Linked DNA regions of Homo sapiens: region 1 is linked to region 2. A link is a contact called in ENCODE Hi-C or POLR2A ChIA-PET data. All regions are on one chromosome and are shown on one strand. Each heading gives the region's core, a stretch centred on a gene start or an enhancer-like site at or near the end of the contact. The rest is flanking DNA. Distances are from core to core; before and after follow the strand shown. Region 1 holds the start of MBD4 (methyl-CpG binding domain 4, DNA glycosylase). Region 2 holds the start of ZNF148 (zinc finger protein 148).

Region 1 (3,203 bases), core at 496-2,995, 4.1 Mb after region 2:
GGATTAATCACTGAGTAGGGCTATTATAAAGATTTCTGGGGGCACTTACCATAAATTTGAGAATATGAACCAATAGCTAAGCTCTTAAGCACCAGAAAATGCTTAAATAAATCAGTGAGTTACACTGTCTTCTCTGCAAATAAATGAGGTAAAAGTTTTACATAATGTAAAATTTCTGGGAGAGAGTGTGTATCACTTTCATCAGATGTAATCCTCCAGAAGGTAAATAATTTGATACAGAATTTTTGAATCTTCTTCATTCTTGATCCTCATGGTAACCTTGTAGGTACAATAAGGTTTACTCTCAATTTATTGATAAAATTGAGTGACAGGTTAAATTACTTGCAGAACAGACACGAGAACCCAAGTCTACCAAATCTTGGTCTAATACTTCTCCCCCATACTGTTATTGAAAAAAGCTGGCAAGGCAAGGTGGCTCATTCCTGTAATGCTAGCACTTTGGGAGGAGGAAGTGGGAAGATCACCTGATCCCAAGAGTTTGAGACCAGCCTGGAGAGCACAGTGAGATCCTCGTCTTTGCAAAAAATGAAAAAAAAAACCCAAAAAAACAAAAAAAAACAAGCAACCGGGCGTGGTGGAGCATACCTGTGGTCCCAGCTACTAAGGAGGCCGGGGTAGGAGGACTGCTTAAGTCCGGCAGGTCAAGGCTTCAGGGAGCTATGATTGTGCCACTGCACTCCAGCCTGGGTGACAGAGCGAGACCTCATCTCAAAAAAAAACCCACTAAACTAAAACTTCATTAAAGTTCCAATGTGTCTTCTATGATGAAAACATACTTTTAAAATTAAAAAAAAAATTTCAGTAAAGTGTATCCTAATCACTAAACCACAGATTGTAAAAGGTGGATGGGTCTAGAGAGATCATTTAACCCAAGTTCTTTTCTACAAATAGGGAAACTGCAAGAACTAGAATTAGAATCAAGGTTTTCTGATGTAATTTGGGGTAAAATAATTTTGAGGAGCTGGATGGATCTTATGAAATGATATTGTTTACAATTTTAGAGATAAAAATACTGAAGCCTGGTGGAATCAGCACAAACTCTTAAGAGACTGGGGCTCAAATTCCAGCTCTACCAGCTGTAAGTTTAGCAGCAAGTTACTTAACATCTCAAAGTCTCGGTAAAAGACTCTGTAAAAAGAAGGTGATGCCTCTTTCAAAGTAGTTCTTAGTATTAAATTTTGAAAAAAGTAGGTAAATCTTAACCTCCTATCACACACGTAGTCTAATGACTTCCTAGGATCCTCCAACCCCAAGGGGACCTCTTTCACAAAACCTCCCGGCTCCCCCCCAGTCTCCCTAGTCATCTTAGATGAGGAAGTCGAGCGCACCCCAGGGCTGATCGCACAGGAAGAGCACCTGGGCTCCAGACCCTAGTAACTAAACCCGTGGGCTTCGAGGTTTCTGCCGACCCTCTGTCAAAGGTTAGAAAGGCCCACACACTGTCCACTCTCCCGATACCATTTTACAGGTGGTGAAACTGAGGCCCAAAAGGGGACAGTAACTTACCGGAGGTCATTCGGCGGGTCTGGGACTAGGCGCTCACTAGAGGTGACGGTGGGGGCAGCTCCGCGGTCCCCCAGACTCAGACTCTCCAGCCCAGTCGTGCCCATCGAGCAGGGTCCGGCTGCAGCAACGAGCCCAGCGCCGCAACGCCCAGGGTGTGGGGCGGAGTAAGATGTGAAACCTCTTCAGCTCACGGCACCGGGCTGCAACCGAGGTCTGAATGTTGCGAAAGCGCCCCAGACGCCGCCGCTGCTTTCCGGCCGCCCCCTCGGCTACAGCCGCCATTTCCACGCTCCACCAATCAAATCCATTCTCGAGGAAGACGCACCGCCCCCACACGCCCCGACCAATCGCTCGCGCTCTGGTTGCGCTGGCGCCTTAGGGGCTCCAGTGCCACCATTGCTTTTGCTGCTTTTCTGGCTTTCCCTTTCGGACATGCGCGCTCGGAGCAAGGCGCCCTCGCACTCAGCTTACCGCGCATGTACGTTGCCAGGGGTAACGCAGGTAGCCAAAGTGGCTTGTGGAGTGGCGACCGTTAGTGAGGCGGTTGCTGAGACAGACGCTGAGGCGGGTAGGAGGAGCCCGAGCCGTAAGGGAAGCCGTGATGAGGGCCGTGTTGACGTGGAGAGATAAAGCCGAGCACTGGTGAGGAGCGGGGCGGTTCGCGAAGAGCAGGAGGTCGAGTCCTCGCGGGGAGTGCGCGAGCCGCTGCAGCGTGTTTGAGGGGGGCAGCGGGCTTGCTGCCTGGGCCGAGGGCACTGAACCCCGGCCTGGGAGACTGCAGGGTCGCCCTCCCGCCCCTTGGCGGTTGGAGAAACTCCCGAGGGTTGGAGAGCGGCAAAGGGAGGTGCCGCGCCTGAGGTGGTGGCGGGTGGAGGCGGCTCTTCCCTCACGGTCTGGCCCTGTCGCTGCCTTGGATTCATCTCACACCCACGAGACAGCACGAAGCTGCTCAAGCTTCACAGTTCTTGCCACATCCACATAGTACCCATACTCTTGTTTTCTTGACGTTTTTCTCTAAATTGTCTCATTTATTTTAATTATGATTTCACATTTTACAAGGAAACTTTATTACTCCATTTATGAAAACCAGTGTCACTTGCTCTAAATGTTAAGATAAAATCAGCGTCGCTTGCTCTAAGTGTAAAAGTAAAACTTAAAGTAGGGAGAAACAAAACTGAACAAGCTGTAGCTAGCTATTGTTGCTAGGGAGCCTTTAAACCTGAGATCTCGTTTCTCTAAAACTGGAGATGGGCAGGTATGATCAGAAAGGTGCTCAAAATGAGCACCAAACACAAGCTCTCCTAATTGGGAAGTCTGAAAAAGAACTGAAGGGGAATGACTTTGTCACCTTTTGATTCAGTTATTTAATGTCCTATTCCATTGTTATCGCCTAAATCTATAACATAGCAGTCTGTTTTGTCATATTCTTACTTATGGGATAGGTCTTGGCCTGACTTTGAAAATCATTCAGCATTGTTGTGAAGCCTCTGTTCTGGCCACTGGAGCAGGTTACTTGTCTTTGGTTCTGTCCCTTCTGAGATCTTTCTCTGTGTAAAGCATGCCGTCTCTCCTCATCTCACACGGAAATCCTGAACATCCTTCAAGGCTCACGTTGGAGACGGGTCCTCTCTTTTGTGTTCGGCACTAGTGGTAGCTGACACTATGTGCCAGGTGCT
Region 2 (2,851 bases), core at 267-2,766:
AACCAATCCAGCCAACTAATTTGAGCTACAAATGAAGTATCTAAAGAAGAGCCAGCAAGCATGTCTTCCCCCCGACCATTAATTATAATCTTGTGTACTGCAATCCAGGCTGAATAATACGGCACCAATTCTCCTGGACCAGATAAACTGGGCAGTGAAGAAAACCACCAAGTCAATTAATTTCCATTCCAGCGTTTGCCAGGATAGTATTTACCCAACCTCGGGTAAGTGTTAATACTTCAAATTTTCTAAAATCGAAGCTCCATAGCCTAAGGAATCCCCACAGGCCAGACCCTTTCTCAAGGTCTGCTTCAGAGGTTCTCATACTCATTGGTGCACGTCTAAAATGTCACAGACCAAACTACAGACTAAAATCTAATTCTCAGTGACCCCAACCACGGCCCAGACCCACACTTACCAGATGTCATCTACTGAACAGCCCACACAGGTTCGGAACTAGGCCATCCCGGCCCATCTGGAATAACTCTTCAGTACTTAGGCCAATATTTATTAATTATACTACATCTGTCTATTCTATTATGCATTCCCTGCATCTTCTCTACTATTTAGCACTCCCTCTTGCTTCAAACGCGATCCTTTCTATTCACGGGAACTCCTATCTCCCTTCTTTCCTTCCCTGAGAAACGCTTCAGTTCTTTCCATAATGAAATACCTAACGTATCTGCACAATGAACACCCCCCAGAATCCTCAAGACTCCTCCACAGCCACCTCCCCGCATTCCTCCACCTCTCCGGCATCTTTCCTCCGGCCCCTCGCCCTGTTCGCACTCCCACTACGTTTCCTGCAAGCATTCCCTTTTCTCCAACCCCTGCCCTTCCCTTCTCCCAAAGAGCACACTCCGGCAGCAACAGTGACTGAGGCCTGCGGTGCATAAAGCACTGCACCAGGCACGGTGGACAGAGCCCTGGTGTCTCCCTAGCCTTTTCACACCCACACCCAGCACCCTCCGGCCTCCCCGTGCAAACATCCCACCTCCTCCCCTACCTCTGACACCCGCCTCCAGCCTCGGAGGCCGCCTTCTCGCCTCCGCCACCCCCGTCATTATCCCTCCTCAACCCCCCAACCCACCCTCCGCGCCCTGCTTCCTCACGTCCCCCAGCCAGCCCCAGCGTTTCCCTCGGCCTCGGCTGGCCCCCTGGCCACCCCCAGCCTCGCCACGGCTCGCTCCCCCCGGGGTCAGGCCGTTACCGCCGCGCGCTCCCCCCGCGCGCCGCCCCCTCCCCCTCCCCCGCCCTCCCCCGGGCCCGGGCCTGCCAGGCCGAGCGCTTTACCGCGGGCGGGCGCCGAGTCGCGCGGTCACCGACTGCAGGCGGCGGCAGCTCCAACCTTTCTAGGGGCCTTGAGAGGAGGGGAAGGGGGGAGGGGGGAGAACTTTTGCTGTGGCAGCTTCGGCAACAGCTCCCACCCCTGCGCCTTTCTCCTCTTCCTCCCCCTCCTCCTCCTCCTCCTCTTCCTCCTTCTCTTCCTCCTCCCAGAGCAGTAGAGACGCAGACATGCCGCAGCTAGAGCGCCGCCGCGGTCGCCGCCACTGCCGGCCCGGTGCATTGTGGGAAGCCCCGCACACGGGAAGCGCTCCGCGGCGCCCGCCCTCGTCTGGCGCAGAGACCTGGCTGGAAAGACACAGCGTGGCTTCGATTCCGGCGCCTGCGTGTCACCAGCCCAGGGTGGCCGTGGAAGCTGGACCCGAGCCGCAGGCCCCCCAGGCTGGGCCTGGGAGGAAAGCGGTTTGAAAAAGATCGGAACTGAGGAACTCTCTTAGAGCGGGGGACTCCCTGCTCCTACAGCCTTAACCAATGCCCAGCGCTTGGAAAGTGGAGGACTCGGGGATTCGGGAGCGTTTCAGGCCTGGGGAAATGGAAGGGTCGGGGACCTAGGTGAAAGGTTATTTGCCAGAAATGTCTTGGCTTTTTCATTTATTCTGTCTTACCTAGCCCTTCGCCGCCACCTCCAGTCGTTGGCCTCTTACCACCTTCAAATGCCACCTTTTCCGGAAGATGTAGCCCTGCGCCCTTGAAACTGGCAAACCCTATTAGTGTCTGCAAGCTGAGATGCAGGGTGTGGGCATAGACACAGATCAAGAGATCCGGCCCTGGACCCTCTTGGGCAGAACCTTGCCCTTCTCATTTCACCTGAAGCCCAAACTTTGTATGGCAAAGACTTGGTAATGATCTCTATAGAGCTAGGATTACACAGTTGTCTCATCCTTTGGGGGCCCTTTAGCCAAACTGTGACCTCCTTAATGGTGCCTTCGTCAGCTAACATTAGGCGCCCTGAGGTGCTTCTGCATACTGCCATCGTTTACAATTACTCATCTTTGTGTACACACCCTAGCACAAGGTCAGCCATATAACATAAAAGATGCTCAGTGAATGTTGAGTAATTGTGAGCATCTGGAACTTGCCGTGGGATAAAACGCGTTCATTGGGATTTCTTCATAATAATATGAAGATTCCATTTAGCGCCTCTCTGCAATACTTAAACGTAACCTTTGAGGGGAGAGGGAAAAGAAAAGGCATGAAAATATCTATAGAGCCATTTCTGGTGTTCTCCTTCCCTTTTCCACACCCGCCTTCCCACCCCTTGCCAACTAAATGTTCATTTGAATAGTGCTTTTTGGCAAAATTCCAAACTCCTGCATTATGCACTTGTGATGACACTGAATTAGATTAGTGTCTGCAAGGTTAATGTTCCCTCAGGCATTAACCTTAGTAAATCGTGATGCCTGTTTAGAAATAGCTAAGGCCCAGAGGTTCAGCTTAATTTAGACACAGGTAACTAAGAGCAAGAGTAAACCACAGCTCCACAATCAACTCTCTCTGTGTGCTTTCT

The links. Hi-C counts contacts between places; a loop is a spot of excess contacts on that map. ChIA-PET counts read pairs that join two places held with the same protein, here RNA polymerase II (POLR2A). Pooled maps may share reads with other maps.
Region 1: a loop to region 2 is called in a pooled map, with 8 times the contacts of the local background. The contact joins the promoter of MBD4 here to the promoter of ZNF148 in region 2. A Hi-C loop is called at or near these places in 1 of 168 maps with a recorded cell type or tissue (CD8-positive, alpha-beta T cell) and 5 of 50 pooled maps. POLR2A ChIA-PET finds 5 or more read pairs at or near these places in 1 of 52 experiments (naive thymus-derived CD4-positive, alpha-beta T cell).

What each region holds. Positions count from the first base shown.
Region 1 is chr3:129,438,203-129,441,405 of GRCh38, forward strand. It overlaps MBD4 (methyl-CpG binding domain 4, DNA glycosylase), which reads right to left and starts at 1,746. Exons shown (of 8, transcript NM_001276270.2): 1 at 1,528-1,746. The coding sequence starts at 1,631. It overlaps IFT122 (intraflagellar transport 122), which reads left to right and starts at 2,022. Exons shown (of 30, transcript NM_052989.3): 1 at 2,022-2,169. The coding sequence starts at 2,129. RefSeq lists enhancers at 1,576-1,655, 1,746-1,885, 2,086-2,295, 2,446-2,495, 2,526-2,575 and 1 more.
Region 2 is chr3:125,373,809-125,376,659 of GRCh38, forward strand. ZNF148 (zinc finger protein 148) reads right to left here and starts at 1,517. Exons shown (of 9, transcript NM_021964.3): 1 at 1,294-1,517. LOC105374080 (a long non-coding RNA gene) reads left to right here and starts at 1,618. Exons shown (of 3, transcript XR_924427.3): 1 at 1,618-2,851. RefSeq lists a silencer at 1,252-1,301 and enhancers at 1,412-1,681, 1,792-1,841.